2 separate regions of the Homo sapiens genome follow, and region 1 is linked to region 2. A link is a loop called in an ENCODE intact Hi-C map of the cell type or tissue named here. Cell type or tissue: MCF 10A. All regions are shown on one strand. Links, peaks and the distances in the headings refer to the core of each region. The heading gives the core; the rest is flanking DNA. Region 1 has its middle 200 kb from the start of LINC01139. Region 2 has its middle 28 kb from the start of ZP4.

What was found. Peaks named below come from ENCODE experiments on the same cell type or tissue, not always from the same donor. Only the 100,000 strongest peaks of a DNase experiment are listed, where the experiment ranks them.
Region 1: it touches region 2 in a loop (10-fold over the local background); 3 of 110 quality-filtered maps call a loop at or near these places.

What each region holds. Positions count from the first base shown.
Region 1 is chr1:238,681,839-238,698,692 of GRCh38, forward strand. No RefSeq gene overlaps it. Among named protein-coding and RNA genes, the nearest start is that of LINC01139, 200 kb to the left of the region's middle. In MCF 10A, for the core only: a CTCF peak has its summit at 8,768; a DNase peak (open chromatin) is centred at 8,783.
Region 2 is chr1:237,854,131-237,870,984 of GRCh38, forward strand. It overlaps the pseudogene LOC100130331. Among named protein-coding and RNA genes, the nearest start is that of ZP4, 28 kb to the right of the region's middle. RefSeq lists an enhancer at 254-815. In MCF 10A, for the core only: a CTCF peak has its summit at 10,314 (motif pointing right); a DNase peak (open chromatin) is centred at 10,411.

The sequences.
Region 1 (16,854 bases), core at 5,599-13,598, 830 kb after region 2:
AAAGGCACAGAGTACGGCCAGGCACAGTGGCTCATGCCTGTAATCTCAGCACTTTGGGAGGCCATAGGCTCAAAATAAAGGGATTGAGAAAAATTTACCAAGCAAATGGAATACAGAAAAAAAACAAGAGGTTGCAACCTTAATTTCAGGTGAAACAAACTTTATAAAACAAAAATGAGAAGATAGAAAGGCATTACAAAATAGTAAAGGGTTCAAGAAGACCAACCTATCTTAAATCTACATGCACTGAACCTGGGTACACTCAGATTCAGAAAGCAAGTTCTTAGAGATAGATACACAAAGAGAGTTAGATTCACACACCATAATAGTGAAAGACTTCAACACCCCACTTACAGTATTAGATCATCAAGGCAGAAAATTACAAAGAGATTTGTAATTTTAAAAATTACCAAGAGTTGAGTTGAACTCAACACGTTGCCAAATGGATCTGAGCGACATCTACAGAAATTTCTACTCCAAAACAACAGAATATACCTTCTTTTCATTGCCACATGGTACATACTCTAAAATTAACCGTGCAATTGGACATAAGACAATCTTCAGCAAACCCCCCAAAACCGAAATAATACCAGCCACCCTCTTGGACCACAGTGCAATAAAAATAGAAATCAAGGCCAAATAAATTGCTCCAAACCATAAAATTACATGGAAATTAAGCAACCTGCTCCCAAACTGCTCTTGAGTAAATAACGAAATTAAGGCAGAAGTAAAAAAGTTCTTTAAAACTGATGCAAAGAAGGATACAACATAACAGAATCTCTAGGACACAGCTAAGACAGTGTTAAGAGGGAAATTTATAGCACTCAACACCAACATCAAAAAGTTAGCAAGATCTCAAATTTATAACCTAACATCACAACTAGGAGGACTAGAGAAACAACAACAAACCAACCCCAAAGCTGACAGAGGACAAGAAATAAGCAAAATCAGAGCTGAACTTAAGGATACAGAGACATGAAAAGCCATACAAAAGATTAAAAAATACAAGAATTGTTTTTTGAAAAAAATTAATAAAACTGACTGCTAGCTAGGCTAATAAAGAAGAAAAGAGAGACGATCCAAGTAAACACAACTCGAGTTGATAAAGGGGATATTATAACTGATGCCAAAGAAATACAAATAACTATCAGAGACTACTATGAACACCTCTGTCCACTGCACACGAACTAGAAAAACCTAGGAGAAATGGATAAACTCCTGTACATTCATATACAGCCTCCCAAAACTGAAGCAGGAAGAAATTGAATCCCTGAACAGACAATAGCAAGCTCTGAAATTGAATCAGTACAAAGAGCCTTACCAACTGAAAAACGCCCAGGACCAGAGAGATTCACAACTGAATTCTACCAGATGTACAAAGAAGAGCTGGTACCATTCTTACTGAAGCTATTCCAAAAAAACTGAAGAGTAGAGACTCATCTCAAACTTATTCTGTAAGGCCAGCATCATCCAGACACCAAAACCTGGCAGAGACACACACACACACACACACACAAATGAAAACTTCAGGCCAGTATCCTTAATGAACATTGATGCAAAAATCCTCACCAACATACTAGCAAACTGAAGCCAGCAGAACATCAAAAAACAAATCCACCATGATTATGTAGGTTTTATCCCTAGGATAAAAGGTTGGTTAAGCATACACAAATCAATAAATGTGATTCGTCACATAAACAGAACTAAATACAAAAACCACATGATTATCTCAAATAGATGCAGAAAAGGCTTTTGATAAAATTCAATATCCCTTTGTGTCCGAAATTGGTGGGTTCTTGGTCTCACTGACTTCAAGAATGAAGCCGCGGACCCTCGCGGTGAGCGTTACAGCTCTTAATTAAGGTGGTGTGTCTGGAGTGTGTTCCTTCTGATGTTCGGATGTGTACGGAGTTTCTTCCTTCTGGTAGGTTCGTGGTCTCACTGGCTCAGGAGTGAAGCTGCAGACCTTCGCGGTGAGTGTTACAACTCTTAGGGCAGCGCGTCTGGAGTTGTTCGTTCCTCCCGGTGGGCTCGTGTTCTCGCTGGCTTCAGGAGTGAAGCTGCAGACCTTCGCGGTGAGTGTTACAGCTCATAAAAGCAGCGTGGACCCAAAGCAGTAGCAAGATTTATTGCAAAGAGCAAAAGAACGAAGCTTCCACAGTGTGGAAGGGGACCCTAGTGGGTTGCCACTGCTGGCTTGGGCAGCCAGCTTTTATTCTCTTATCTGGCCCCACTCACATCCTGCTGATTGGTAGAGCCCAGTGGCCTGTTTTGACAGGGCACTGATTGGTGCGTTTACAATCCCTGAGCTAGATACAAAGGTTCTCCATGTCCCCATTAGATTAGTTAGATACAGAGTGTGGACACACAGGTTCTCCAAGGCCCCACCACAGCAGCTAGATACAGAGTGTCGATTGGTGCACTCACAAACCCTGACCTAGACACAGGGTGCTGATTGGTGTGTTTACAAACCTTGAGCTAGATACAGAGTGCGATTGGTGTATTTACAATCCCTGAGCTAGACATAAAGGTTCTCCAAGGCCCTACCAGAGCAGCTAGATACAGTGTCAATTGGTGAACTCACAAACCCTGAGCTGGACACAGGGTGCTGATTGGTGTGTTTACAAACCTTGAGCTAGATACAGAGTGCCGATTGGTGTATTTACAATCCCTGAGCTGGAGATAAAGACTCTCCACCTCCCCACCAGACTCAGCAGCCCAGCTGTCTTCACCCAGTGGATCCCCCACAGGGGCTGCAGGTGGAGCTGCCTGCCAGTCCTGCGCCATGCGCTCACACTCCTTAGCCCTTGGGTGGTCGATGGGACTGGGCGCATGGAGCAGGGGGCGGTGCTCGTCGGGGAGGTTCGGGCTGCACAGGAGCCCACAGAGGCGGGGGAAGGCTCAGGCATGGCGGGCTACAGTCCTGAGGCCTGCCCCGCGGGAAGGCAGCTAAGGCCTGGCGAGAAATCGAGCGCAGCACCGGTGGGCTGGCACTGCTGGGGGACCCAGTACACCCTCCGCAGCTGCTGGTCCGGGTGCTAAGTCCGTTATTGCCCGGGGCCGGCAGGGCCCGCCGGCTGCTCCGAGTGCGGGGCCCGCCAAGCCCATGCCCACCTGGAACTCCAGCTGGCCCGCAAGTGCCGCACGCAGCCCCGGTTCCCGCTCGCGCCTCTCCCTCCACACCTCCCCGCAAGCTGAGGGAGCCGGCTCCGGCCTTGGCCAGCCCAGAAAGGGGCTCCCACAGTGCAGCGGTGGGCTGAAGGGCTCCTCAAGTGCCGCCAAAGTAGGAGCCCAGGCAGAGGAGTCCCCGAGAGCGAGCCAGGGCTGTGAGGACTGCCAGCATGCTGTCACCTCTCACCTTCATGTTAAAAACCCTGAATAAACTAGGTATTGAAGTAGCATTACCCAAAATAATAACAGCCATCCATGACAAAACCACAGCCAACATTATACCAAATGGGTAAAATCTGGAAGCATTCCCGTTGAAAACCAGAACAATACAAGGATACCCTCTCTCACCACTCTTACCCAACATATTATTGGAAGTCCTGGCCAGAGCAATCAGGCAATAATAATAATAATAAAAAATAGAAAACATCTAAATAGGAAGAGAGGAGGTCAAACTCTCCCTGTTTGTAGATGACATGATTCTGTATCTAGAAAACCCCATAATCTCTGCCCAAAAGCTCCTTGATCTATAAGCAACTTCAGAAAAGTTCCAGGATACAAAATCAGTGTACAAAAATCATTAGCATTCCTATACACTAACAACACTCATGCTGAGAGTCAAATCCCATTCAAAATTGCCACAAATAGAATAAAATACCTGGAAATACAGCCAACCAAGAAGAGCAAAGAGCTCTACAATGAGAATTACAAAACACTGCTCAAAGAAATCAGAGATGAAACAACCAAATAGAAGAACATTTTATGCTTCTGGATAGAAAGAATCAATATGACTAAAATGACCACACTCCACAAACCAATTTACAGATTCAATGCTATTCTTATCAAACTACCAATGACATGTTTCATAGAACTAGAAAAAAAATCTATGCTAAAATTCATATGGTACCATATAAGCACCCAAATATCCAAGACAATCATAAGCAAAAAGAAAAAAAGCTGGAGGAACCACATTGCCCAACTTCAAACTGTGCTGCAAGGCTACGGTATCCAAAACAGCATGGTACTGGTACAAAAACAGACACATAGAGCAATGGAACAGGGTAGAGAGTCCAGAAATAGAGCCTCAGACCTACAACCATCTGATCTTTGACAAACCTGACAAAAACAAGCAATGGGAAAAAGACTGCCTGTTCAATAAATGCAGTGGGATAACTGTCTAGCTATATGCAGAAGATTCAAACTGGAGCCTTTCCTTTCACCATACCCCAAAAACAACTCAAGATGGATTAAAGACCTAAATGTAAAACCCAAAGCTATAAAAATCCTGAAAAGTAACCTAGGATATACCATTTTTGACATAGAAACTTGCAAAGATTTTGTGACAAAGATGCCAAAAGCAATTGCAACAGAAGCAAAACTTGACAAATGGGACCTCATTAGAGAGCTTCTGCACAGCAAAAGAAACTATCAACAGAGTAAAATAGCAACCAAAATAATGGGAGAAAATACTTACAAACTATATATCCTACAAGGGTCTAATATCCAGCATCTACAAGGCACTTAAACATACAAGAAAAAAAAACATTAAAAAGTGGGCCGAGGACATGAACAGACATTTTTCAGAAGAAGACAGACATGCGGACAATAAGCACATTAAAAAAACCACTCAATATCGCTGATTATTGGAGGAAATGCAAATCGAAACCACAGTGAGGCACCATCTCACTCCATTCAGAATGGCTATTATAAAAATTCAAAAAATAACAGATGCTGGCAAGGCTGCAGAGAAAAGGGAACACTTAAATACTGTTGGTAGGAGTGTAAATAAATTCAACCATTGTGGAAAGCAGTGTGGAAATTCCTCAAAGAACTAAAAACAGAACTACCATTCAACCCAGCAATCCCAGTACTGGATATATACCCAAAGGAATATAAATTGTTCTTCCATAAAAACACATGCACACATGTGTTCATTGCAGCACTATTCACAATAGCAAAGACATGGGATCAACCTAAATAAGGGTAGACTGGATAAAGAAAATGTGGTATATATACACCATGGAATACTATGCAACCATAAAAAATAATGAGATAATGTCCTTTGTAGGAACATGAATGGAACTGGTGGCCTTTATTCTTAGCAAACTAATGCAGAGACGGAAAGCCAAATATACATGTTCTCACTTATAAGTGGGAGATAAATAATAAGAACACAAGGACAGAAAGAGAGGAACAACAGACACTGGGGCTACTTGAGGGAGGAGAGTGGGAGGAGACAGAGGTTCAGAAAAAAAAATGAAAACAAAGAAACTGTCAAGTAATATGTTTAGTAACCCGGTGACAAAATAATGTGTACACCAAACCTCTGAGTCACAGTTTACCTATATAACAAACGTTCACATGTATACCCCTGAACCTAAAAGTTAAAATATTTTTTAAAAAAGGAAATGTAGCAGTACCAAATCTCTTAGAAAATTTGATCAATAGTCCTTTGTATCTGAATTACTTCTTCACTGTAGAAAGTGCATCTCTTTAAGCTTAAGTAACTGTGGTTTTCACCAGCTTCCAGCAATAGTTAATCCAATTTTAACTTTAAATTCAAAGTGATATTTTTTCATTTTATCTATAACTTACTGTATTCCCAGATGTCTTTTTATTGGCGTAAGACTGACATGCAAAAAGTGTTTTTATTTAATGTATACATCTTGAAGAGTGTGAAGATAAGTATCCACCCATGCAATCATCACCATAAACAATGCCATAAACATAGTTATCACATCTAAAAGTTTCCTTCCTTCCTCTTACTATTTGTTTGTTATAAGAACACTTAATACAACAGCTACCCTGTTAGATGTTTAAGTATATAATACAGTATTGTTCAGCTCTCTGTCCTAAGCTGTACATGAGATCTGCAGGACTTATTCATCCTTCATAACTGAAATTATGTATGCTTTGAACAATATATTACGTTTTTGTTCTCAAATGTAAAATAATATATGAAATGCTCGCTCTTGCTTGTTAATACTTAAACAGGAACTTATGACTTTACTAGTCCCCTTTTCATTGATTTGCCTTGTGTGAGGCATTCTGCTTGGCAATGTGCAGGACAGGTTAAAAGAAAAGAAGTAAGTGTAGTCAAATGGTAACAACTGAATATAGAAAGTGATTGTTATCACTGGTAAGACAGAAATTCTACCTCAGTAAAGAAATAATTAAACATGGAAACAATTTAATCAACATCTAATATTAAATGAGATACAGAACAATTCACTTAATCCCAAAATGCTACTATGCATAATTGGACACTTTTGGATTTATGAGCAATTAGGGGCCCTGGAATCACCTAAATTTATCATAGTAAACATCAATTATTATTAAGCCACATGAATATAAGACTGAGCTTTGGAATTACTAAAATGCAGCTATGATTTTGCTTTATTTGTCAACTATGTGAGTGGTTGCAGGCAAATCCTTATAAAGATCAATTTCATAAAACTGTAAAATGTTCAATGTGTAATTTATAGTAGTTTTGAGAATTAAAGGAAATAATGTCTGTAAGTCACTTATCATACAGCCTGGGCCAGGGTAACCACTCAGAAAACTGTGATTTATTGTTATTACTATTTTTGTTAATGACAATTAAGCATAATGAGCTTTCAAGTCACAGAACTCTGGAGAAGAGGAAGATCGCTGCATGGATCAAGGTATAAGAATGTCAATATTTTTATTAATGTGGATTAAATAATTACATTGAAGATGCATTTTAATGGGCAACACAAATAACTTTTATATGTTCCATTAAATACATTATTCAACTTCTGAAACAGTGATTGCTGTCAATATCACTTTCTATTTTGAAATATTGGCATGCCAACTTTAAATGTGCCTATTTTGTATATTCCCAGAACTACCTCATAACATTCTATGGATATTTACATCTCTTATATTGGGAAAAATAAACTAATTTACATTCTTATATGTTATATTCCGCCGTTCTATCTGTTATATTTTATATTCTGCCTATATATGCTTTTTATATTAAAAAAACTAGTTTTTTTTTTTTTTTTTTTTAGAGGGTGTTTCTTTTTTTTTTTTTTTTTAATGTTTTTTTTTTTGTTATCATACTCTAAGTTTTAGGGTACATGTGCACATTGTGCAGGTTAGTTACATATGTATACATGTGCCATGCTGGTGCGCTGCACCCACTAACGTGTCATCTAGCATTAGGTATATCTCCCAATGCTATCCCTCCCCCCTCCCCCGACCCCACCACAGTCCCCAGAGTGTGATATTCCCCTTCCTGTGTCCATGTGATCTCATTGTTCAATTCCCACCTATGAGGGCTAATATCCAGAATCTACAATGAACTCAAACAAATTTACAAGAAAAAAACAAACAACCCCATCAAAAAGTGGGCGAAGGACATGAACAGACACTTCTCAAAAGAAGACATTTATGCAGCCAAAAAACACATGAAGAAATGCTCATCATCACTGGCCATCAGAGAAATGCAAATCAAAACCACTATGAGATATCATCTCACACCAGTTAGAATGGCAATCATTAAAAAGTCAGGAAACAACAGGTGCTGGAGAGGATGTGGAGAAATAGGAACACTTTTACACTGTTGGTGGGACTGTAAACTAGTTCAACCATTGTGGAAGTCAGTGTGGCGATTCCTCAGGGATCTAGAACTAGAAATACCATTTGACCCAGCCATCCCATTACTGGGTATATACCCAAAGGACTATAAATCATGCTGCTATAAAGACACATGCACACGTATGTTTATTGCGGCACTATTCACAATAGCAAAGACTTGGAACCAACCCAAATGTCCAACAATGATAGACTGGATTAAGAAAATGTGGCACATATACACCATGGAATACTATGCAGCCATAAAAAATGATGAGTTCATGTCCTTTGTAGGGACATGGATGAAATTGGAAACCATCATTCTCAGTAAACTATCGCAAGAACAAAAAAACTACTTTTACAAAACTGATACAGTTAGTGGTCAAGTAAAATCAAATATAGCTCTGTGACACTGTCTTCCTCACAACTTTCTTTTCTCCTGAAAAATTTCATTGAGCATATAAAAGTATTTTTAAACACTCAGATTTTTAGTTTTTCATATTTCTGCAAAGGAGAACATTTCTGCTGGTGATAAATAGATCTTAGGTGGAATCTCTCTATGAGATCTGCTGCAGGTTAAGCATCTCTGGATTTCCTCCACAAAAGTGATGAGAGAAACAACAAAGAGAATCAGGGATAGAAGAGAGTGGCTACTGATCACTGCCCTTAACCTTCTTTTTCCCCTAGAACATAAACAAACACTCATATTATTCTTCAATTAGTTGCAATGACACTAAGAGGTAATCCACTTCTTCTATAAATAGTAATAAATAGTATCTTCCGGCAAAATGCTTTATTCCAAAGAATATTTGTATTTAATTATCCCTCCAGATCTGTTAATATAACAAGTTCCTTTCTGTCTTGCTCTTTGCTTTTTTTTTTTTTTTTCAGATTTGATTCTTTTCCTTTAACCTCTTTTAAAGATGATTGAAGTTGTTCTAGAAGCCACATAGGCCTTTAGGCCAATCAAATCAAACTTGCCATAGAGTTTGGCTAACTGCTATACCACACCATATGTATGCCCCCAAGAGGCTGCCTAGTATTATAGCTCAGATAAATGCCTTGTTAATAAAACAGTCTGAGTGAAAATTTTGCAGTCATATCATTTTAAGGTTAATAATAAAAAGATTATTTTTCCTTCAATTCATCATGACTTCTAGTCACATAAAAATTTCTGGAAAAAAGGAAAACCCACTGTTATTGGATTTTTGATAAAATGATCCAAGTATTGAGTGCTATATTTGGAAAGGTCAATAACGGTAGTCTTCTAGAAAGAACAAATCATTAACGTAGCAAAGCATGCTTTCCTTCCTTTTGTCATTTTCCTGTAACCACTCGAAAGAGTCCTTTCATTTTCAGCTATTGAGTGAGAAATTTCTTAAAGAAATGGCATATCTTTTGTCCTCTCAGTCGAAAATAGGACATTTTTTCTCAATAAGAATGTTTTCAGAAGCATGTTTATTAAATTCCGAAAACATAGCAGGTGAAATATACATTCTGTAATTTAAGAAAACTCAGGAATGTGTAGCTAAATACTTTGAGTCTAAATTATGAAACACATTTAAGATAGCAATATATTATTTTTCTTACAAATTCAAAAATGTTTACTGAGTACATATTACTGACTGATAAGATAGCAATATATTATTTTTCTTACAAATTCAAAAATGTTTACTGAGTACATATTACTGACTGATACGTTAAAATCAAGTTGTTATGTAAATGAAATAGACACAGCTGAATCTTCAAGGGGCTGACAGGCTGAAAAGGTGAGACAAATATGAAAATAAAGAATTCAAAGTGTTGTAGGTGCTATGATGAAAGTACCTCGAAAGTACTATATCTAATGCAACTGTTTGAATGCTTGCTTCTTCCTAGATAAATAGAATGATTGTTTTATGAAAAGCTTCATGGAAAAAAATGAGCTGAGCTAGGTCAAAAACTTTTAGAGCTAAAATAGACAATAAACATATAGATAGAAGGAAAAAGAAAGAAGGTGTGAAAAGCAGGCCTTTCTGAGGAACTGAAAGCAGTTCAGTGTGGCTAAAAAATCAAAAGCCGTGGCTTGAGTGCGGAGAAAACAGGCTACGGAAGCCCATCACGACGATATCATGGGGGCCTTTGAAGGAGCTAGCAAAGATTTAACTTTACCATATGAGCAAGTCGCAGTATAAAATGACTTGAACAAAATGTGTATTTCAGAAATATCTGTGCAGCAAAAATTTGGGAGGACAATGGCAAAGGTAGAAGAGAGGAGGTCATGAGTCCAGTGGCAAGACTTTCTGTAATCCACACAAAAATAAAATGAAACAACGGTGGAAGAGCAAATAGATGGGGAAAAAAGCAAAAAGAAATTAGACTCTTCCAGAATTATTGGATGTTGGATTACTAGATGCTTTTAATGTAGCCATTAAATAAAAAGAATAAAATCATGTTTTTTGCAGCAATGCGAATGCAGCTAGAGGCCATTATCCTAAGTGAATTAACACAGAAATAGAAAACTAAACACTGCATGTTCCTCATTTATTAGCAGAAGCTAAACATTGTGTACTCACAGACATACGATGGCAACAATAGACACTGCGGACTACTAGAGGGGGAAGGGAGGGAGGGGGCATAGGATTGAAAAACTAACTGTTGGTCACTATGCTTAGTACCTGGGTGACCAGATTATTCATATTCCAAACCTTAGCATCTGCACTATATACCCATGTATCTAACCTGCACTTGTATTCTTTGAGTTTAAAATAAATGTTGAAATTACAAAAATTAAACCAATAAATAAATATCTTACTGTAATAAGAAGTAAAATTAAAAATTAAAAAAAAAAACAAACTGAGACTTCCAGTTTCAGCTCTGGCATGTAAAGAGCCTAGGAGTCATCATCCTAATCTTTCAAGAGCAAAAGACTGATAAACTAAAAATCCACAACTTTTCTTAGGCTCAACAGAGAACTGAGGTTACAGGGCAAGTGCTACCTCAAAATCTGGAGACAGTGACACATTGATAGATACAGATCTGAGATTTGCCTACTGAAAGCAGAAACAGCTGGAATCCATAAACTGGTAGGGAGAATTGAATGGACATCTTGGCAAATTGCTGAAGGGTGACAGTGGACTAGCATGTTGGTGGGAAACTCTGAAACGCCACATTCATAGTGATTTTATTATGGGAATCCTATCGGAGTGTCATGGTGAGATCTGAGAAAGATCCTTTCATGACCCTAGCTGGGGCAGGGAGAGGGCAGCCATCTTGAAACCCACTCAGACTCTTCTCACTAAAAAAGATCTAGTTTCCAGAGGAAAGAAATTAAACAGAAGGGAATTCAGAATGTTTTCCCAGATGGGGCAAGGTAATTCCTCGGCACCGCACCCCCCTCCACCCCACCACCCCAGCTCTTATCTCACTTATCTCTTTATGGGAAAAACAAAGACACAAGTGAAATCCGCAGTGGAGTGGGCTTCAGAGAAACAGCCTGGGAATACTGCAGCCAGAGAAGAAAGTAGAGGCAGGGGGAATAAACTAAACTCCAGGATGAGAGTCTGAGAGACTTGTGAAGGCCACGCCCTAGAGACACAGTACCACTAAGGACTGACTTAAGCAAATTATAGGACAGCCCCTTTCCCACATGCTACCAGGACACCAACAAACCTCTGATATTATACTACTGAGGGAAATTTAAAAAGATCTAAAACGTACAGACCGTCTTTCAGTCTGGAGTAATAAAAATAAAAGGAGAGACTAAAGCAAGAATACTAGAAGAATTTGAAGTCTCTGGTTCCCATATGTACAACATTAAACACAGCCAAATTCCAAGCCAGATTAATATAAATGATCACATTAAAGATCTATTTACCTGGTTACCTATTACTTGATGAAATACATCCAGCTTTCAAAAATAAAAATAAAAAAGGAAGAAGAAACAAAACACACATCAGAGAAAACACACACATGACACAGATTTTGGAATTAACAGGCAGGGAATTTGAAATAAATACAATTAAAGTGTTCAGAGATCTAATGGCAAACACAGACAGCATAGAAAAGATAAGTAATGTAAACAAGTAGAAGTGCTAAAAAAAGATTTGAAAGGAAATGTTAACAATTAAAACATAATAACAAAGTTGAAGAATGACTTTGACAGGCTCAGCAATAGACTAAAAGTCCAAGGAAAGAATCAGTGAACAGCAAGATAGTTCAACAGAAATTTCCTGAATTAAAATCCAAATAGAGGGGGTAAAAAACCCGTAGTGTCCAATAACTGAGATGATTTCAAAAGATATCACACACAGACAATAGAATTCTGTGTCAGAATGAGAAGAAAAGGAAAATGGAGTCGGAATAAAAATCAGTGGAATTAAAAAAAAAATTTGTAGTGATGACAACCAAGAACTTTTCAAATGAAGAACAGATTCCAAAGCACAGATCCCAGAAGTTCAGAGAACTAAATAAGGATAAAGTAATATCATATTCAGTAGTGAAAAACTAAAATCTTTTCCTCTAAGATCAGAAACAAGACAAGGATGTCAACTCATGTCACTTCTATTCTACATAGTACTGGAAGTCCTAGCCAGAACAATTAGGCAAGTAAAAGAAATAAAAGGCATTCGAACTGGAAATGAAAAAATAAAACTGTCTTGTTTAGAGATGACATGATCTTATCCTAAAGACTCTACACACAAAAATTATTATTACTAATAGACAATTTAATAAAGTTGCACATACAAAATCCAGATATAAAAATCAGTTGCATTTTTTAATACTAATAATGAAAAAGCTGAGAAAGACATTAAGAAAATAATCACATTTATAGTGGCATCAAAAGAAAATAAAAAGCCTAGTAATAAATTGAATGAAGGTCTTGAAGGACCTGTAGGCTAAACAGTATAAAATACTGATGAAAAATATTAAAGAGACACAAACAAATGGAAAAATACTCCATGTTCATGTTTTGGAAGACTTAATATTGTTAACTGTTCATACAACCCAGAACAATCTGCAGATTCAATACAGTTCCTACCAAAATACCAATGTTATTTTTACAGAAATAAAAAAATAAAATTTTAAAATTCATATGATGAAAAAAAGGACCCTGAATAGACAAAACAATATTGAGAAAGAAAAATATGCCTGGAGGTATCACACTTTGTTATTTAAAAATATATTACAAAGCTACAGTAATTAAAACAGGATACAGACAGATATATAGACCAATGGGATACAATAAAGAGCCTAGAAATAAATGCGCACATATAGGGTCAACTCATGTTCAGCAAGAGTGCCAAAAATACACAATGGGGGCAGGATAGTTTCTTCAACAAATGGTATCGGAAAAAACTGAATATTCACCTTCGAAAGAATCAGGTACTCTTACCTTCTGCTACACACAATAAACAATACAAAATAGACTAAAGACTTAAATACAAGGCCTGAAACTATGAAATTCCTAGAAAAAATGGGGGAAAATCTTCATGACATTGGTCTTGATAATAATTTTATAGAAATAATATAGCTTTCATAGACAAGCTAAGGCAACATAAGCCAAGACAGACAAATGGCAGTACATCAGTCTAAAAATCTGCACAGGTCTGCAAACCACATATTTAGGAAGGGGTTAATTTCCAAATGTATAAGAAACTCCTATAACTCAATATCTACAAAAAACAACCCAGTTAAAAATGGACTAAGTAGTTTAATAGACATTTCTTCAAAGAAAACCTACAAATGGCAAACAGGTACAAGAAAAGATGCTCATGTTCACTAACCCTCAGGGAAATGCAAAGCAAAACCGCAATGAAATATCACCTCACATCTCTTAGGATGGCTATTATTAATGACAACACAAAAAGAAAAAGAAAAGACAAATATTGGTGATGATGTAGAGAAATTGGGGCCCTTGTACACTGCTGTGGAGAATGCAAAATTCAGCAGTTGCAAACAACCATCTGGAGATTTTGTTTAACATTAAAGATAGAAATACCATATGATCTGGCAATCCCACTTTTGGATATTTATACAAAAATCAGGATCTTGAAGAGACATTAGCATCCCCATGTCCACTGAAGCACGCACTAGTCACAATAGCCAATAAATTGGAAAAAATCTAAATGTTCATCAGCAGATGAATGGCTGAAGAAAATGTGCTATATGTCTACAATGCAATATTATTCAGCCTTAGAAAAGAAGGAAATCTTGCAACATGCAACAACATGGATGAAGCTGGAGGATATCATGCTAAGTGAAATAAGTCAGTCACAGTAAGACAGATACTGTATGACCCCACTTATGTAAGCTATTTAAAACAATCAAACCCACAGAAGCAGAGAATGGAATGGGGGTTCCCAGGGCCTTGAAGGGGAATGAGGAATTGTTAATCTAAAGGTATAAGATTTCAATTATACAAGGTGAATAAATTCTAGAGTGGTGTACAACATTGCACCTGTAGTTAACAAACTGTATTATACACTTAAAAATCCATTAGATGGGTAAATCTCAATTATGTAATTTGAGTGATGGATACCTCAAAAGCCCTGATTTCACTGCTATGTGATCTATGCATATAACAAAATTACACTTGTACTCCATGAATGTATACAAATAAAAAAACACACCAATATTAGCAAGTAAATAAAAATTTTACCATGTGAATACTGAAGGTAAACATGAGCGAATTCCATTATAATCTGGTAGTGGATACTTTTTATGACAATGAAATAAAAATCTAGGACAATAGGGTAAACATTTATAGATAAATCTTAAGAATTAAGAGTTTGCATAGTGGTAAGTGAAATAAAGGGCAAATGATAAACTGGGGAAAGTGATTTTGAAACTTGTCATAGAAAAGGGCTAACGTATCTAACAGAGAGAAATTCTGATAGTTATTAAGCTATCATCTCTTTACTCCAAATCTATTTATAGTGTTCTTTAGGCTAGTGCTAAGATTCTACAAATGTTTTTCCTGACTTTTCCAGGTGTCTTTCTAGCAGGTCGGGTCAACAGAGCAAGAGATAGAGATAGAAGAGAGGAACAAGAAAGAAGGAACTCGCTCTTTCATATTTACCATGTTTCTGCAAATGTTGCCCCAGCAGGGGCGATTAGTTCCGGATAGGATCAGAGCACTCCCAGAAACACTTTCACCCTCAGAAGTACCAAAAGAAGACTGACTGCGCCTATCAACAGACTCATAGGTCTGAATTGTCGGCGGAGGTCTGAATTGCTGCTCTACATTGCCTTTCTTCAAAACCTCTGGCTTCTCATAATTCCAAACTGTTGCTTTTGTTTTCCCAGCCCTAGTGGTAGCAATTAGTTGTTGTAGTTACCATCTGTAGTACCTTAGTATAACTATTTGCTGCATTACATCAATATCTGTTTAGGTATTTCTTTATACTTAATTCCCTTTGTGGCAGTATCTACTGTCATTTATATTTTTCCGAGTGCCCTGACTAATAGATTTTCTAAAAATTGAGAACAAAAGCACCAGTCCCCCAAAAATATATAGAAAAAAGATCTGCAACAAGTCACAGGAGAAGAAATACAAATGATGCTCAAACATGGGAAAATACACTTAGCCACATTCATAGTAAGGCATATGCAAGTTAAAACTGCCATTCCTTACTTTGGAGTATTAAAAATCTGACATTTTGAAAATATATACTGTCGGTGAGGCTATGGATAAATAGCATCCTTATATATCTCTGGTAAGCATGCAACATGTAAGAACTCCTCCGAAGGAGTTTAGTCATTTCTAGCAGAATTATCTATCAATTTTTTCCTTTTGACAAAAAAGATCCATTTCTAGCTATCTATTGCAAAATTACTGGCATAATATGAAATGAAGAAGACACAAAGATATTCTCTGCAATACAGCTGGTAATAGCAAAAGTCTTGAAACATGTCACATGCCCATAGGAAAACAATGGAATAGACTGTGATACTTCTGAGTAATACAGTAGTCCCCACTTATCTACGGTTTATCTTTCTGTGATTTTAGTTACCTGCAGTCTGAAAATATTAAATGGAAAATTCCAGAAATAAACAATTCATAGGTTTTCAATGTTGTGCCTCTTTGAGTAGCATGATGAAATCTGGGGCATCCTGCTTTGTCTCACCCAGGACCTACATTATTCCTTTATCCAGCATTTCAAAGCTGTGGATGCTACCACCCATTAATCACTTAATAGCAATCTAGGTTATCAGATCGGCTGTTTCAGTATTCCAGGGCTTATGCTGGAGTCACCCTTATTTTCCTTAATAGCAGCCCCAAAGCAAAAGAGTAGTGATACAGGCATATTGTTATAATTGTTCTATTTTATTACATTTGACCCTTGAGCAATACAGGGGTTAGGGTCGCCAACCTCCTGCACAGTCAAAAATCCACGTGTTTTGATTTTCCAAAACCTTAACTACTAATAGCCTACTCTTGACTGGAACCCTTACCAAAATAAACAGTTGATTAACACATATTTTGTATGTTATATGTATTTTATACTGTGTTCTTACATAAATAAGCTAGAGAAAAGAAAATGTTATTAAAAATCGTAAGGAAGAGAAATACATTTCTAATAGTGCACTGTATTTATTGATATTGTAAGTTTACTTCATCTGTTTACAAAATGGATCATCTGCCTGAAATGACAACTAACCACAGCCTCAGATCTTAATCTATGGTACATATCAGGCAATTCAACTTTTTCTCATAATGTCATGACTTTTCTGTTTCTTGGGAGCACTTCCAGCAAAAACTAGTGGCACTTCACACGGATCCCATGGTGTTATTCGAGGATTATGGTATTGCACTAAGCACTATTGCACTAAGCACTGTGAAAGAAATGCAAGAACTGTGAGAGATCAGTTTTTACTTAATACACAATTTACTGGAGAGATGAACTGCTCATGCACAGATGATTTTTTAAAATTTATTTTACTTTAAGTTCTGGAATACATGTGCAGAACATGCAGGTCTATTACATAGGTATACATGTGCTATAGTGGTTTGCTGCACCCATCAACCTGACATCAAGGTTTCAAGCCCCGCATGAATCAGGTATTTGTCTTAATACTCTCCCCCAACTTACCCACATCCCCCGA
Region 2 (16,854 bases), core at 5,751-13,750:
AAGTATATAAATCAACTGCCTGCCCTCTAGGACTTCTCACATTTAAATGTAGACCTAAATTACTTTTGTTACACTGAAAAGATTTGAAAATGCTCGGTTGAATCACATTCAAGCCACTTCAGAAGGCTGCAATAATTTCCTACATTGCCGAAGGAAATTATTCTCCCAAATACATTCCGGTTTGTTTGTTTGTTTGCGATAGAGTCTTGCCTTGTCGTCCGGGCTGGAGTGCAGTGGCACGATCTCAGCCCACTGCAACCTCCGCCTCCCAGATTCAAGTGATTATCTTGCCTCGGCCTCCCGAGTAGCTGGGAGCCATCACACCCAGCTAATTTTTAGTAGAGACGGGGTTTCACCATGTTGGCCAGGCTGGTCTCGAACTCCTGACCTCAACTGATTTGCCTGCCTTGGCCTCCCAAAGTGCTAAGATTACAGGCGTGAGCCACACACCCCGGCCAACATTCTGTTTTGTAGAAAGCATTCCTTCACTACCTCCATCACCCAGGTTTTGAAATCATCCAGCTTCCCACTGTGAAGGGCATTCAGAGTCAATGGCTGAAGTTTCAGACAGTCACTTGCTTCCATGGAACCGTGGCAAAATGCGTATCGTGGTTTAAGCAAACTTTCCTAATGCTTTATGAGAGGGACATCTCACCACTGTTAGCCTTAATAAGACATACATTCCTCCCCAACTGATGACTCCTCTTAATGGTTCAAATGTGTGCCACATACTTGAGAAAGCAGGTTCAAATGATTTTGGAAAATTTTTCAATGTTCTTTGAAATCATTGATAACACCCAGAGTAGCATTAAACACTGTGGGGAATCACTTGTTATCTTTCTAAACTTCAGCTGGAAACGAGTAGATCAGATAGAAGACCTAAGAAAGGGTTGCGCCACTTGTGAAATAATAGAAAATAAAAAGGGCTCATAGTATATGTGTCGATTGCATTTCCAGTGCCCTGTTCTAATCGCTATGCAGTCATCCATAACTTAATACGTTCTGAGAAATGAGTCCTTAGGCGATTTCACCACCGTGCAAACAAACGCAGATGCTGTAGCTTACAGCACGCCTCGGTTAGGCGTATAGCCATTTAGCTCCTAGGCTACAAACCTGTGCCCCATGTTACTATACCAAACGCCGTAAGCAACTGTAACACAATGGTATTTGTATATCTAAACATAGAAAAGGTATAGTAAAAAAATACATACATTACAAAAGATAGAAAACGGTACATCTGTCTAGGACACTTACCATGAATGGAGTTTACAGAACTGGAAGTTGCTCTGGGTGAGTCAGTGAGGAGTGGTGAGTGAATTTGAAGGCCTGGGATATTGCTATACACTACTGAAGACTTTGTAAACACTGTGAACTCAAGTTCCCTGAAAAAAAACATGGAGAAAAGAAACTATTCCAGCGAAGAGTTTGCAGCCTTAAGTGTAAAACGAAGGGGTGTTCCAGAGGAAAAAAAAAAAAAAACAAGGCCCTGGTTTTATAACAAAAGTTCCCACCTGGGCTTCCAATCAGGTCCATGTATGCAATGAAGACTTGAAACTTGCTTCGTTTTGATTGGTCAATACAGCTGAATCCTAATTGGGTGATACAGCTGAGTCCTGATTGGCCAAGGTAGGTGAGCTGTGATTGGTTGATTTAGGTGAACGCTGACAGTCTTAATAACAAAAAGGTGCAGGTTTTCAGGGAACTCAGTACCTGTGTGATCCCTAGTTAACAAATGACCACTTAGCTCTATTTTTAATTTAGGATCAGTTAGCCACTTGGGATGCATTTGAAGGATTGGCTCTTTCGGATTCACATTTTTTGACAACTGTATACTTAGGCTACACTAAATTCGTGAACAATATTTTTCTTAAATAAATTAACCTTAGCTCACTGAAACTGTTTTACCACATAAACTTGAATTTTTAAGGTTTTGACTCTTTAGTAGTAACTCTTGGCTTAAAACACACATTGTATAGCCATATAAAAATACTTTATTTATGTCCTTATTCTATAAGCTTTTTTCTATTGCTGCTGACATCAAAATAAAAATGTAGAGATAAATCTCTAAATTTAAAATTTTATTTTGGAGGAAAGAATTGCAATTCAGGAGCCGGGCAGAGTGGCCGATGCCTGTAATCTCAGTGCTTTGGGAGGCTCAAGTGGGAGGATCGCTTGAGGCCAGGAGCTGAAGACCAACCTGGGCAACACAGCAAGAACTATCTCTACAAACATAAAAATAAAAAATAAGCCAGGCATGGTGGCATGGCCTGTAATCCTACTACTCAGGAGGCTGAGGCAGGAGGATAGCTTGAGCCCAGGAGTTTGAGGCTGCAGTGAGTGAGCCATGATCTATCTCACTGCTGCACTCCAGCCTGAGCAATGGAGTGAGACCCTGTCTCTTTAAAAAAAAAAAAGAAGTTCAAGACATATCCTCATCCGGGTAACCTTCAGTATGTCTGAAGAACAAAGAGAAGGTTGGGGGTTTTATAAAGAAAAAAAGAGGGATGTTTTGTGTGGTCCTGAGAAAAAGTTCACTGATATTAGTAAGGTTTTGGCAAGCTCCGATGGATGGGCAATGGCAGTGGGCAAAATTAGTCCTACAGCTGCAGCAAGTTATCTCAGCACCTGTAGATGAAACTGGTTTTGGGTTACAACAGGCAGTTTCCTTGCAGAGAATAACATTTCTAGAGCAACATTATGTATCCTGAGTGGTTTTTCCTCCTAGTTCCTCAACTCTGATATAGTTGGGTATGACAAGAATGACCCTATTCATATAGGATCAACTTTCACACTATTTTTAAAAGTTTTTATATGTTAGTTTACTTTTAAACTTTTTTGTTAAAAAGTAAGACACTCACACACACATTAGCCTAGGCCTAAAGAGCGTCAGGATCATCAAGATGTCACTAAGCAATAGGAAGTTTCCAGCTCTATGAAAATCTTATGGGACCACCATCATACATGTTTTGTTGACTGAAGCAGTTGTTATGTAGCACATGACTGTATTTCTATGCAAGCGTCTACCAGCTTGCCTGGCCTGCACCATGTATCTCTTGTTTTATGCCCTGGGCTTCTCTGATGCTGCAGTATGAGATGCTGGAGGTGACCCCCTTGGAGCACAGACACCTACAATCTGAAGAGTCTTATGCTACGCAGCCATGCTTGACGGATGGGGGACCAGAGCCAATGAGTAAATTCTGCCCTTGTTTTCCCCTGGAAGGACGGCTCAGAGCATACAGAAAGGCTTCTCAGAAAATGGCATGGGAGATGTTGGTCAAAGGGCACACACTTTCAGTTAATAAGATGAATGACTTCTGGTTATCTAAAATACAGCATAACTTAAAAAAAAAAACAACTTCAAACACATTAAATTTAACAGAGTTTAATTGAACAAAGGACAATTCAAGAATTGGGCAGCCCTCAGAACCAGAACACAGGTTCAGAGGATTCAGCTGCTCAATGTGGGCACGCAGCATTTCTGGACAGAAAACGGAAGTGAGGTCCCGAGACAGCTCGATTGGTTCCAGCCCAGCGTTTACCTTATTTCCACATAGTCCGATCGGTTAGCTGCCTATGATTGATTGACTAAGCTCAGCTGCTGTGATTGGCTGAGATTCAGCTACTTGTTACAAAAGTATACTCCTAAGTCAGGCTTTCAGTGAGTTTAGGTTCTGATATGGTTTGACTCTGTGTTTCCACCCAAATCTCATGTTAAATTTTAACCCTTCATGTTGGGGGAGGGAACTGGTGGGAGATGATTGGATCATGGGTGCAGTTTTCCCCTTGCTGTTCTCATAATAGTGAGTTCTCTTGAGATCTGGTTGTTTGAAAGTATGTAGCCCTTCCCCTTTCGCTCTCTTCCTCCCCCTCCAACATGTGAGGATGTGCTCGCTTCCCCTTCGCCTTCTGCCATGATTGTAAATTTCCCAAGGCCTCCCAGCCATGTTCCCTGTACAGCCTGCAGCACTGTGAATCCATTACACCTCTTTTCTTCATGAATTACCCAGTCACGGGTAGTTCTTTATGGCAATGTGAGAACAGACTCATGCAGGTACTAAGTTAGGTTGCAGTCCGTTATGTAGAGACTCAAAATATGAAGGCCAAATTTAGTTTAACATGCCTATAATTCAAAACATTGTACTGTATGCTTCAAATTTACTAAGAGAGTAGATCTTAAGGTAGCTAGCTATGTGAGGTAACAGATATGCTTATTAGCTTGTGGTAATCATTTCACGATGTGTATCCATATCAAATCATCACTTTGTACACCTTACATATATATGCTTTTTTGAGTCAGCTATACCTCAGTAAAGTTGGGTTGGGGGGGAAGTAAAAGAAAGTTCCATGGGATGGAGCCCCTGTCCGTTGGAGCTCTAGCTGCCCTGGCAACATGCCCTTGCAGTACCTCTCTCTCCTGTTTCCCTCCCACTGGTCCCTCACTCCACTCCCTGGGTGACATGCAAACATTTGCATTACATATTGACGTGCAAACTACCTGCTCACAAGTCTTTGTGCCAGTCTCTGTTCTCAGGGGAATCTAGGCTAAGACACTAATTGTTTAACCAGTTCAGCAACTGCTCAATTAAACCAACTGGATAGCTTGGACCTCTCTTACTACCAACTATCTTTCTCCTTTGGAAGGAAAATGGAAGGCGGCCACAACAGGTATCCAGGCACAAGAATTCCCAGGGCCACCCAGCTACACAGACATGTCAGCAAAACAAAAGATTCACAAACTAATCATCATCTAATGAAAGAAACTAAATCAGTAATTATGATAAAATCTCCTGGGGTAGTGAGAAAGGAGGAGGAAAGTGGCTTTAACAAATGCATATTTAATGACTTAGCAAGATAAGATAATTAGGCATAGTCTGCAGAACGGTGGGTTGGGGGTGGTTGTGGTGGAAAGACTGCCACAAAACTGTGAGATCAAAGCTCATTTATAAAGTAATTAAATCCCGGGTACAGCTGTTGCCCAAAGGAATATTCATTTTCAAAAAATTTTCATCTTTGACTCAACTTTTGAAAAGCTGGTTATGCCTAAGCCTTAGGGCACGTTAGGAAATCCAGCTGGATTTGGGAGTCGATACTCAACAGGAAGAGCTGAATTTGCATCCTAGGGCCTTCTTGCTCCAGCAAATGATGTGGGCAGTGAAGTTATGACAGGCTCTCTCTGTCTTCCTGTGCTTCAAATACCTTCCTCATTTAATACACAGTGGCCTTTAGAAGTAGGTATCTCCACACATGTCCACAGAGAGGGAACAACACACACCAGGGCCTGTTGCAGGATTGGGGGTGAGGGGACGGAACTGAGAGGACGGGTCAACAGGTGCAGCAAACCACCATGGCACACATATACCTGTGTAACACACCTGCACACTCTGCACATGTATCCTGTTTTTGTTTTTTAGAATAAATAAAAATAATTTTTTAAAGAAAAGTAAGCATCTCCATTTTACCATATCAAAAATGTGAGGTGGTTAGATTAGTTGAACTCAGACATGTTTCCATGTTTCACTTTGAGTCTTGGGTGCAGACACTGACAAGGGCTCAACTGTCATGATTCATTGCTGAAAGGGAAGAAGGTAAAGGAAGCTCTCATATCTTCCAGATGCCTTACACAAATGGCACATGTTGTATACAAATTTGGTAAGAGCTCTTTAACACATTTCCCATTTGCCTCGGAAATACTGCTCGGGCAGCGAGCTTCACTCGTTTTTCCTCTAACCAGGAAATGGGTTAAGCCCACAGATAGAAGTATGATTATTATATCGAGTTTTCCTACAAATAGAAAATAAATGTACTGGTCAGGGTTATTTAAGCATCCCCCTCCCATTGCCAATTACAGACTTCATGGGAAATTAGAGTTGCCATATTCTAGTTTACTCACCAGAGCCTTTGGAGTTTGTTTTGAGTTTGTGTCAATTCTATAGAAATGAATTAAGACAGAGGAATGGGAAGTGAAGCTTCTGGATCTGTAAAGCTTCTGGATCTGAAAGTGGCAAATGCCCCAGTTCTTTCTTTCTTCCAGGCCTCATTAGCTCTGGTCATGCCCTCCTCACAGAAGGCAGCTTAACCCTGAGTCTACAGGTTTCATTAAAATTGCTGAGTAATCGCATGAGAAAAACCCCTACGATAATAGGTATTGATCTTCTGGCATAGTTATTATGATTTTAAATTATAAATCACATCTAGTCAGGTATCAACCAACATCCACAAGGAAACTATTGGTTCAAAATGTATTTATGTATGTATGTATTTATTTATATTTATTTATTTTTATTTTTTGTTTTTGAGACAGAGTCATGCTCTCTTGCCTAGGCTGGAGTGCAGTGGCACGAGTTCGGCTTGCTGCAACCTCTACCTCCCAGGTTCAAGCAATTCTCCTGCTTCAACCTCCGTAGTAGCTGGGATTACAGGTGCGCGCCGCCACACCTGGCTAATTTTTTGTATTTTAGTAGAGATGGGGTTTCACTGTGTTGCCCAGGCTGGTCACGAACTCCTGAGCTCAGGCAATCCACCTGCCTGGGCCTCCCAAAGTGCTGAGATTACAGGCGTGAGGCACCGCACCAGGCCCAAAATGTATTTACTAAGTGGCATCTACATGCTGGTTGCTATGGGTACAAAGATTAATATTAATAGCAATAAAAAGAATAATATGTATATAGTGTATACTGTGTGCCAGGTACTATCCTAAATATACATATATATTTAGAATATATACATTTATGCTAGATGGGGTATGTGTGTATATAAATATACTTCTTTAATTCTCACAATAAAAATTATCTTCATTTTACAGACAAGGAAACTGAGGCAAAAGGAGGTTAAGTAACTCACTAGAGGTAAGACATTCTGAAAGAATTCACTCTGGTGGGGAACAGACACAAAGAAACCACACAACCATGTGATAATGCGATTACAGAACATGTAAGAAGTGCTCTTACAGGGAAGGAAGACAGCAAGGTGCGAAGAACACCTTCTGGAGGAGATGAGAAGCCTTCCTTAGGCAGATGACATCTGAGTGACTCTCGGAAAACGAAAAACAGCTTTCGAAATAGGACAGGCAGGGCATACAGGGCATAACAGAAAGAGGTCATCCAATCTATAGCTTTATTCATAATTGCATCATATTGAAACAACCAAGATGTCCTTCAGTAGGTGAATGGATAAACAAACCGTGGTACATCCAGGGAATGGAACCTTATTCAGCAATTCAAAGAAATGAATAATCAAACCACGAAAAGACATGAAGGAAACTTAAATGCATATTCCGAAGTGAAAGGAGCCAATCTGAAAAGGCTATATACTGTATGATTCTAACATATGCCATTCTAGGAAAGGCAAAACTATAGATAGAGACAGTAAAAAAGATCGGTGGTTGTCAGGGATTAGGGGTGTGTGGGAGGAGATGAATAGCAGAGGACAAGCAATTTTTAGGGCAGAACGACTTTTCTGTATGATACTGTAATGGATATATGACAATATTCATTTGTCAAAACCCATAGAAATTACAACACAAAGAGTGAACCCCAATGGAAACCATAAACTTTAGTTAATAAAAATATATCAATAATGTTCCAATTGTAGCACATGTACCACAGCAATGCAAGATGTTAATGCTATGGGAAACTGGAGAGCAGGGAGAGGAGGAGGAGTATATGGAAACTCTGTACTTTCTGCTCATCCTTTTTGTAAACCTAAAACTTCTCTAAAAATTAAACTCTATTGAAAGAGAAATAAAGGGAGAAATAGCCTTCAAAATATTACAGAGAGAGCATTATAGAAAGAGGGGCATTGAGTCTTCAGAGTGCTTTCCAAAACCTGAATTAATCGTGGAGTAGGAAATATTAAGTCATGAGTAATTTATAACTTAGTATAAATTATTAGTTCATTTTCCTTGCTGCTGTCATTAGCTGGTTTCAGGATGTGAAGAAATGAAGATTCCCTTGGCTGCAAGTGAAACCTAGCTCAGACTCCCTTCGAGTAAAAGGAAGTGTACTGGCTGACGTAACCTGGAAGTCCTAGGTGCCACTTCCGGCATCGCTGAATCCAAGAGTACAAATGAAGTCACTGTAATGCATCTCTCTACTCACTACTTCCTCCTTCTCTCCCTCCGTCTCCCTCCTCCCCTCTTTCTCTGTCGTGCCTCAATTCGATGCACTTCTATCAGGTTGTCTTTAAATAGTGTAGTGATAGCCCCTAGCAGGTCCAGGCTCATGTGATTTTTTTAGTTCTTCTGAGGGGAAACTGTCTTCTCTATGTACAGGGGTTCCTGGGAAAGACATGAGGCTGGAGAGCCAGGCTGGTAAACAGACAGCAGCCAAAGCAGGCCTGAGGATGAAGAAGCAGGTCACAGAGCAAAGTCACTCCATAGGAACCAGCTAGTGAGGTATATCACCATCACCCCTACCACTTCAGGACTCAGTGAATGGTACCCCGGTTACGCTTTGGCCAAAAAATAAGAGCAAGGACATTAGAGGCAATAGGGCCCTGACCTATGTACTGCTTTTCTTATTCTGCTGTGACTGAATACTGTGCCTCCAGCACCTATACCATTCCTATTTCAAGACTACTTTTTGAGAGTCACCTTAGTGGAGGAGACAATGAAACCCCCGTTTGAACAGGTACCAAATCCCACAGCTTTAACTCTATTTGTGCCTTATGTGAAAGGGTCACATGAATTTAAAAAATGTATATTCTAATTTTTCCCATTGTGTTTCTGCAGATCTTGCCGATCCAGAGTCAGTGACCCAGGCCGCAGTTTGAGAAAGTGATAGCTGATAGAATGTCCCTATGGCTGCCTTAGGACACTCAATAAGCATCTAGTACATGAGAAAAATTACATCTGCTTTGCCTCTTATTCTTCTCCAAGGACTCTAAGAATCTAAGTTGTGACACCAAGATAGAAAACAAGATAGTAAAATAATTCTCTGTTATCATCATCTTCTACATTAAATAACTCCCCTAGATAGCTCTATTGTCTAGAGGTCAGTGATGTCCACCAGAACTTTCTCCAGTGATGGGAACGTTCTTAATGTAGTAGCTACTAGACACACATATAGCTACTGAGCAGGAAGTGTGGCTAGTGTAAACTAGAACTGATTTTTAAATTTTATTCCAATTAATATGAATTCAAATTCTACACATGGCTAGTGACTGTCTTATTTGACAGCACAGGTCTTTACAGTCTAATGTTAACCCTTACTAACAGAATGTGCCCCACCCACAATTAAGTGGCCATGTTTTGTGTTACATGACCTTACCCTCCCACCTGATTGGACCACAGGCAGTTACCGGCCCCCAGGACAGCCAATCACAGGCTGCTAATGATCTATACTGTGAAACCTGACTCCATAGGTGAGCTACACCAATCATATTTCTCTCTTTGGATTTTGGAACTGGGAAATTGAGAGGGGATTGGCTATGGGAGCTGAGCTTACTTCATTACACAGACTCAGGGCCCCGGTGGTAACTATGGGCCACCTGCAAACTGGGGCTATGAGAAAACAGGAGTCCTGGTATGTGTTAAAAGGGAGAGCTGGCTGCTGCAGATCGGGGAGAATGGGGTCAGACGTGCTCACAAGAGCAGAAGCTGTGAGGGACCCTCACGGCCCATGAGAAAGAGGCAGGAAGCAGCCTTGGGTTTTCTCTTTGGGGCTTGGCTGTATTTCAGCATGTGTTTATGGCCGCTCACAAGATTCTCTTATTTATTTCCTGGAAATGCGCTCCCTTAGCATAAGCCAGAATGAGTGGAACTCTCTTTCCTGTCATCTAGACCACTTTTAATGAAATTATGATATTGTAATATAAATTATAAAGAAAAGCATGTTATGCACCCTAGAAGTCAATATATTTTTGAGCTGGAAGGAAATTAGGAATCATGGAGTTTAATCTCATCATTTTAAAGATGAGATGGAAGCTATTTTGAAATGTTGCTGTCTAAAGTCACAGAGCTGGTTTCTGAGAAATTTTCAAGTATTAATTTGCTTTCTGAAAGTTTGTTAGAAAAACCAAAATGAAACAAAAAAATCTGTCACTGTAGTTTTTGAGAGAAAAATAAAATACAGTAGTGGATGGATACCTCAGTTTTAAGATGAATCTAACTTTTTAACAGGGCTTACTAACCTAATGGGGTTTCGTTAATAGTTAAAATCCACATTTTACAGGTGTTTGCCCCTAAGTGAATAATTCAGGGTCTCTGTTTTCTGCAAAATATCCTCCCACCCAAATATTTCTGGGGGGCCATGGCGTGTCTCCTGCAGGGTATCGAGGAGAGCTTCCCCAGATGCTCTGCCTCCAAGCGCCACGTGGGGGCGCTGCCTCACCACTGCCTGACCTGCGCACGTGTCCGGGAGAGCGCTGACCTCCGGGCCAAGGCCACTGTGTACTGGCCATTTGCCAAAGCGGAGCTGGCCTCCGCGCGGTTCCCAATTAACCAAAGCCACGTGGATTTGTCATCAGAGCGTTCAAGTGACACGGCCGGGCCCTGCGCGTGTGGAGTGCCTGGTGAAAGCTGCTCCTTGGTTTCTGCTTCCAGCCATAAGGTTCAGACAGGAACCATGAACCCAAGGGCTGGATCAAAAATAAATGTGTCACACAGACAGCTCTCTGTGAGTTCCTCTGAGTCTCTGACAACCTGGGGCCACTTCCCACATCCCGACCTCTTCCTGTTCTCCAATACTGCTTTAAGCACGGTACAGCTTGTGTGCCAGCCAGTGCTACTTCAGGTGGAAAGCTTCCCCTCCCTCCCCTGCCTCCCACAGGAGGCTGGGCACCAGTCGCTGGCCCATGTTTCCACCTCTGATGCACTTCTTTTGGGGCCACACTCCTGGTCCTCTCCCCATCTCCTGCTGTCTGGGGAAAAGGAGAGGCTTACCAGATGAGTGAGTTAGAGAGAGGGGACAGAGCCCGGGGGCCAGTTCCTTCCCCTCTGCAGAGCTCATCTCTGCCAGAGGCCTCTGTTCCTGCCTCCAACACTCTTGAGCTGAGTTGCACAGGCCTTTGTAAAGGGGGCCTGCAGTTTTCCATCTCTGTCCAGGATTGTGTGAGCACATTTAATTCTGGGACGAAATCCTAATAATATTATTTTTGAGCCTCCTCAAGTTAAAACTCACCGCCTATGTACTTGACACTATATTAAGTGTTAAGGATTCAGAGAATACCAAGAAAAGCTGTAAGAATCTCCAGAGAGCTGGTGTCTGGGGAATAGGGACAGGAGGTGTTAGTGCCACTAACCAAGACTGGAGACATCTGCAGAAGAGGGTCAGGCCAAGTCAACCTTGGTCTAACACAGTTCGTGGCATTTTTGGTTTTTTAATTGATACTCTTTTTGAGATGGAGTCTTGCTCTGTCACCCAGGGTGGAGTGCAATGGCATGATCTCGGTTCACTGCAACCTCCATCTCCTGGGTTCAAGTGATTCTCCTGCCTCAGCCTCCCGAGTAGCTGGGATTACAGGCACCCGCCACCATGCCCGGCTAATTTTTGTATTTTTAGTAGAGATGGGGTTTCACCATGTTGGCCAGGCTGGTCTCAAACTCCTGACCTCAAGTGATCCACCCACCTCAGCCTCCCAAAATGCTCGAATTACAGGCATGAGCTACCATGCCTGGCCATGGACACATTTTTGAGTGAGGTTGCAATTTTATAATAGTGGTTTTTTTCTTAGTTGAGATTGTAATAGAATAATTTTAATGATATAATTGTTTTAATGGTAGAATTTAATGCACTGTTTTTTCCATATAGCATTGTGATTTCCAAGTGTAAAAATGTACACTAATAAAAGAATTTTTGAATTAAAGTAGCAAAAAAACTTTACCCTATTACTTGTATATTTCCTTCCAGTCTTTTTTCCCCTCTGTGCAGGTTTTATGTGCCTTTGATGATATGTTTGATTTTAATTCAACTGTAATTATTTTGTCATTTTCTATCCAGAGTTTGTCACTTAAGACTATCTTATGAGAATATTTTCATAGTACAGTCTTCATAAAGATAAGCAAAAAATGGTCATAATATATTTGACTAACCAAATATACTCTAGTTTAATGATTTCTCTATGTTTGGACAATTATTTCAGTTCCCTCCACCTTTTGCTACTATAAATTGACTAAAGGATAGAGCATTTGAAATCAGAAATAAATGGCTGTAACTCTAGCCTTGACGCTAGTAACCTAGGAGCTTTGTGTAAGCTCCTTAGTCTCCTTGAGTCTGTTTTCTGTGAAATGGGAATATGTAATTCTTACTTCATAGGTTATTTTAAGCAATAAATAAATGTTGTACACGAAGCACCAAGTACAATGCTTAACATCTAGTACATGTTTAATAAAAGTATTTCCTACCTCTCTTTCCTATGACATGAATACATAAATAAATTATGTGATTTCTGACAGGCCCTACCTAGCAGACAATTGCAGATCACTAGGGGAATATATTAGATAAGTACTTTGATGTATTAAGGCACCAGCATTTTACAAAACGAATGATGAAATTTATGTCTTTGGCCCAAAAGAGTTTACAATTTAGAGTTAACAATTTTCCACCTGTCCCCAAAACCAGTAGAAAGTTGAATAATAAACAAACCTGCATTCAAATGGATAACCTTCATGAGTCAGGCCCAATATGAGCTCTTCAATGAGTTTTCCTTTAGCATAGAATCTTTTCCCTTCATGATTGCTATTAAGATGTATTTGTTCATTTGTTCACTCATCTGGGCCTGGACCTGTCTAATAAGTCAGGAGGTGACTTGAGTCCACTCCTGAGTTTTGAAGATGGCATCAGCCTTAAGGAGGCTGCTTACCTTCCTCTTTGCTGGGGGGCTGGTAGTGGCAGGGGGAGGGCTTCTTACAGTATGTGTGAATGCTGAAACAATTTATATGTAATTTTGATTAAAGGCTGCCTGCTCTCCACTGGGAACTGGACCTCTGATGATGAACTTTCTCCTTGTGCCATCTACTCTTTCATCAAGCAAAGCTTCCTGAAGCATCTGCTGTATCAGGAGCTCTGCTAAGAGACACAGAAGAGACTGTGACTACCATTTCTATCAGGTAGCTGGTAGTCTAGTGGGGAGGAAGACCTGGGGTAAATTGCTGCTAAAGATAAGTACTATGATGGAGGCTTATCAAGCATTCATTCATTCAATGATAAATGTCTATTGATTATGAGACACCAGTCAGACCTGCACTGGAAACTAAGGATGCAGAGATGAGAAAACATTCTGGTCCTGTCCTTGTCCATCTGTCCATCCTGTCTAGGAGCTGCTTGGCACTACCAGCATTCTTCTCTCTCCTTTTCTCAGTGGAAATGAATTCAACCAGTGTTGTAGTTGGCCAGCAGTTTAAAATAGGACAGTGAATAAAACAAGCATTTTCCCCCTAGGAACTCAGACAGTTGGGGCTAAAGGATTTCACTCTTATCCCTTTGTACCAGATCCTGCCTTGAGGTAACCTGAGACGGCTGGCTTTTCAAATCCTGTGTGTTCTTTCCTAGCTGGAAGTTTGTTCTTCCTTTGTTTTAAAGTGGGGGGAAATTTATGTAAATGGATCTCAGTCATGCAAAGAAGATTTAATTGGTGATTTAGGGGTATAATCTTTTTCCTCCATTGAAAACTTGGAACTGGATTGTTCTTGTCTGAACCTAAACTGTTTTCTTCCCAGGAGTCCTGACTGATTGGGGCTCATCCCTCTTTGGCTGGGAGTCTAGTCCTGGGAGTGCAGGGCTTGTGTCTTCTCCTGTTGTGCTAATTTCCCCTCAAGGAACTGTGTTGGCCCCTTTACCTAAGGATGGAGAAAAGCCTGATATTAATTCCCACTCCTCCTTGAGGACAAAAGGGGAGGAAATAATAGAAGTGTGGGGCTTTCAAAGGGAAAGCCCTAATTCTAAATGATTCCACTAATTAGCCATAGGACCCTATACCTGGTCCCTCCAGGAACTGAGATGGACTGGGTGGGCGATAGGGGTGGGGTGTCAGGGAATTCTAGTGAAACCAGGGAAGGAAACCAACTTACATGTAGAAATTGGGATTTATAATCCTTTGGGTATATACCCAGTAATGGGATTGCTGGGTCAAATAGTATTTCTAATTCTAGATCCTTGAGGAGTCGCCACACTGTCTTCCACACATGCACACACATGTTTACTGCAGCACTGTTCACAATAGCAAAGTCTTGGAACCAACCCAAATGCCCATCAATGATAGACTGGATAAAGAAAATGTGCCACATATACACCATGGAATACTATGCATCCGTAGAAAAAGATGAGTTTATGTTCTTTGCAAGGACATGGATGAAGCTGGAAACCATCATTCTCAGCAAACTAACACAGGAACAGAAACCCAAACACCGCATGTTCTCACTCTTAAGTGGGAGTTGAACAATGAGAACACATGGACACAGGGAGGGGAACATCACACACCTGGGCCTGTCAGGGGTGGAAGGCTTGGGGAGGGATAGCATTAGGAGAAATAACTAATGTAAATGATGAGTTGATGGGTGCAGCAAACCAACATGGCCCATGTATACCTATTAACAAACCTGCACGTTGTGCACATGTACCCCAGAACTTAAAGTATAATAATAAAAAATAAATAAATAAATTGGGAGTCTGAAACCCCTTTGACTTCTGTGATCTGAGACACCAAAATAGATGACCCTTTGTTAACGAAGACAGATCCTGAGGTTAAGGAAATGAAAGTTACCTACAGGTTGAGGTCTCAGGGCTAGACTGGCATGGCAACTTCCTAAATTCCTATGGCTACAAGAAAAAACACACTTTTGCTAAACTCCCTAACAGTAGGAGCTATCAGGAAAATTGTCAGACACTTCCTAACTCTGCTTTACAATCCAGACTCGTACAACTCTGATTGGATAGAGGACCATCTTGCAAACATTCTTTCCTGATAAGCAACTGCAGACCTGAAGTCAGTTCCAGCCAGATCTAGAGACAGCGCACAAAGTGTCTTTGTGTTCTATAGTTCACCTTTTGATGTAGAGCCAAATTCTACCTCATTTTAATCTAAAACCCTGCCCCAAAGTAAACTGAGCTCTCTGTTACATGTGTGTTTACCCATTGTGCATACACAAGACTCCCCTCATAAATATGTATAGCTTTCCCCCAAATCTATGTATGATTCTACTGTGTAATATGGACCCCGTGAGGCATAAAAGCCAACCTGCTCTTCCCTCTTCAAAGAGAAATCACCTTCAGTACATGCCAGAGACAGTCTCTTCTGGTACTGCAAACTGATACCACAAACACAGTTCACCATTCTGCTGTTCAGCCACACTAGTGGTCTTTTGGATGATGATCTTTTCACTTTTCCTCTTTGGGGCTTCCTTTCGGTTTCCTTTGCCTTTAGTTTTGAAGTACAGCTTCTTTTGAAAACTTCACCTAACTCTCTCATATACTGCTGTATTACATTTTGAGAAACTGGGCAATATACATGTCATTTGACCCAGCAATTTCACTTGAAGGAATTTATCTCAAGGAATAACAAGTACAGTACATAAAAGTGTCTGTATAAGGGTGTTCATCCCTACATTGTTTATAATACTGTAAAGACTGGCCATGATATAAATGTTTACCAAGTGAAGACAGCACAATAAAGACTGGTATAGCCATACAATGGAATGCCATGTAGCTGTTTGTAAGGATATCTATATTTGTTTTAAAATATTTCATCATATATGGTGTGTTAAGTTATTCCTAAGTATAGCCATTGGCTCCCTTTGAAATTAAAACCCGTAGGAATGGTCAGCTAACATTGTCATCAGGAAGCTCTCACCCAGTGTGACCACTGTCAAGATCCTCCTCTTTCCCACCTCTTCATCAAACGTGGAGGCTTTGCTAATGGCTGGAGTGATTGTTAAGAATGGTCTTTATTGGCAAAATCAGTTATATTGAAGATTGGGTCTAATGAACTATTTGAAACCCTATATTTGCCTGAAAAAGAACATAAGAATGGAGCAAGGCCTGTGGCCTATGATGACACTTGAGATTCCATCCCAAAATCCAGGGGCCAGTTTAGACTCAGGTTCACCTTTAGACAGCACTCCAGTTGGGTCTGGATTCGCTTTCCTGGTGCCCAGACTGACCAAATTCTATGATATTCCGCATTGGCTACGTGAAGCTTTTCTGCACGATGGCAAAAGACCTAGAGTTGGGCTTTCCCCCAGCTCATGAAATAGATGACATGACTATTTTTGTGATCCTTTCTCTTTGTGTGTGTGTGCGTGCGTGTGTGTGTGTGAATTTGACCTTGTTTTCATTCGTGAGGGGAATAGCTGACTCTCATGATCTCAAAATTTTCTGTAGCTACCAATCTCTACCAAAGTGAACTTAAGGCATATACATGGCCAGATTGGCTAATGTCAGTTGGCCACACCATTTAATGATGATGCAGATTTACATCGTTAATGTGGAGATGTCTGTGATATATTGGTGCATTTGTTATCTGCTGCTGTGCAACAAAGTACCCCCAAGCTTAGTTGCTTAAAACAATAATTGTTTATCATCTATCACAAGTTCTGCAGATTGGGAATTCAGACAGGATGCTGTAGAAACAGCTTATCTCTATCCCGAAGTATCTGGGACCTGGATTCATTAGAGGTACATTCTCTCATATGTCTAGGTACGTTCTCTTACATAGCTAGGTGGTAATGCTGTCTGGCTGCTACAAGACTAGCTGGGACCACTTTACAGCATGTGGCTGGGACCCAGGGGCAGGTGTAAAAAGAGAGAATGAGTGAGTGCCAGATGGAAGCCATATGCTTTTTCTGATCTAGCCTCAGCATTAACCCCCGACTATTTGCAGCATGCTTGTTAGTTAGAAGCCAGTCACTAAGTCTATCCCATA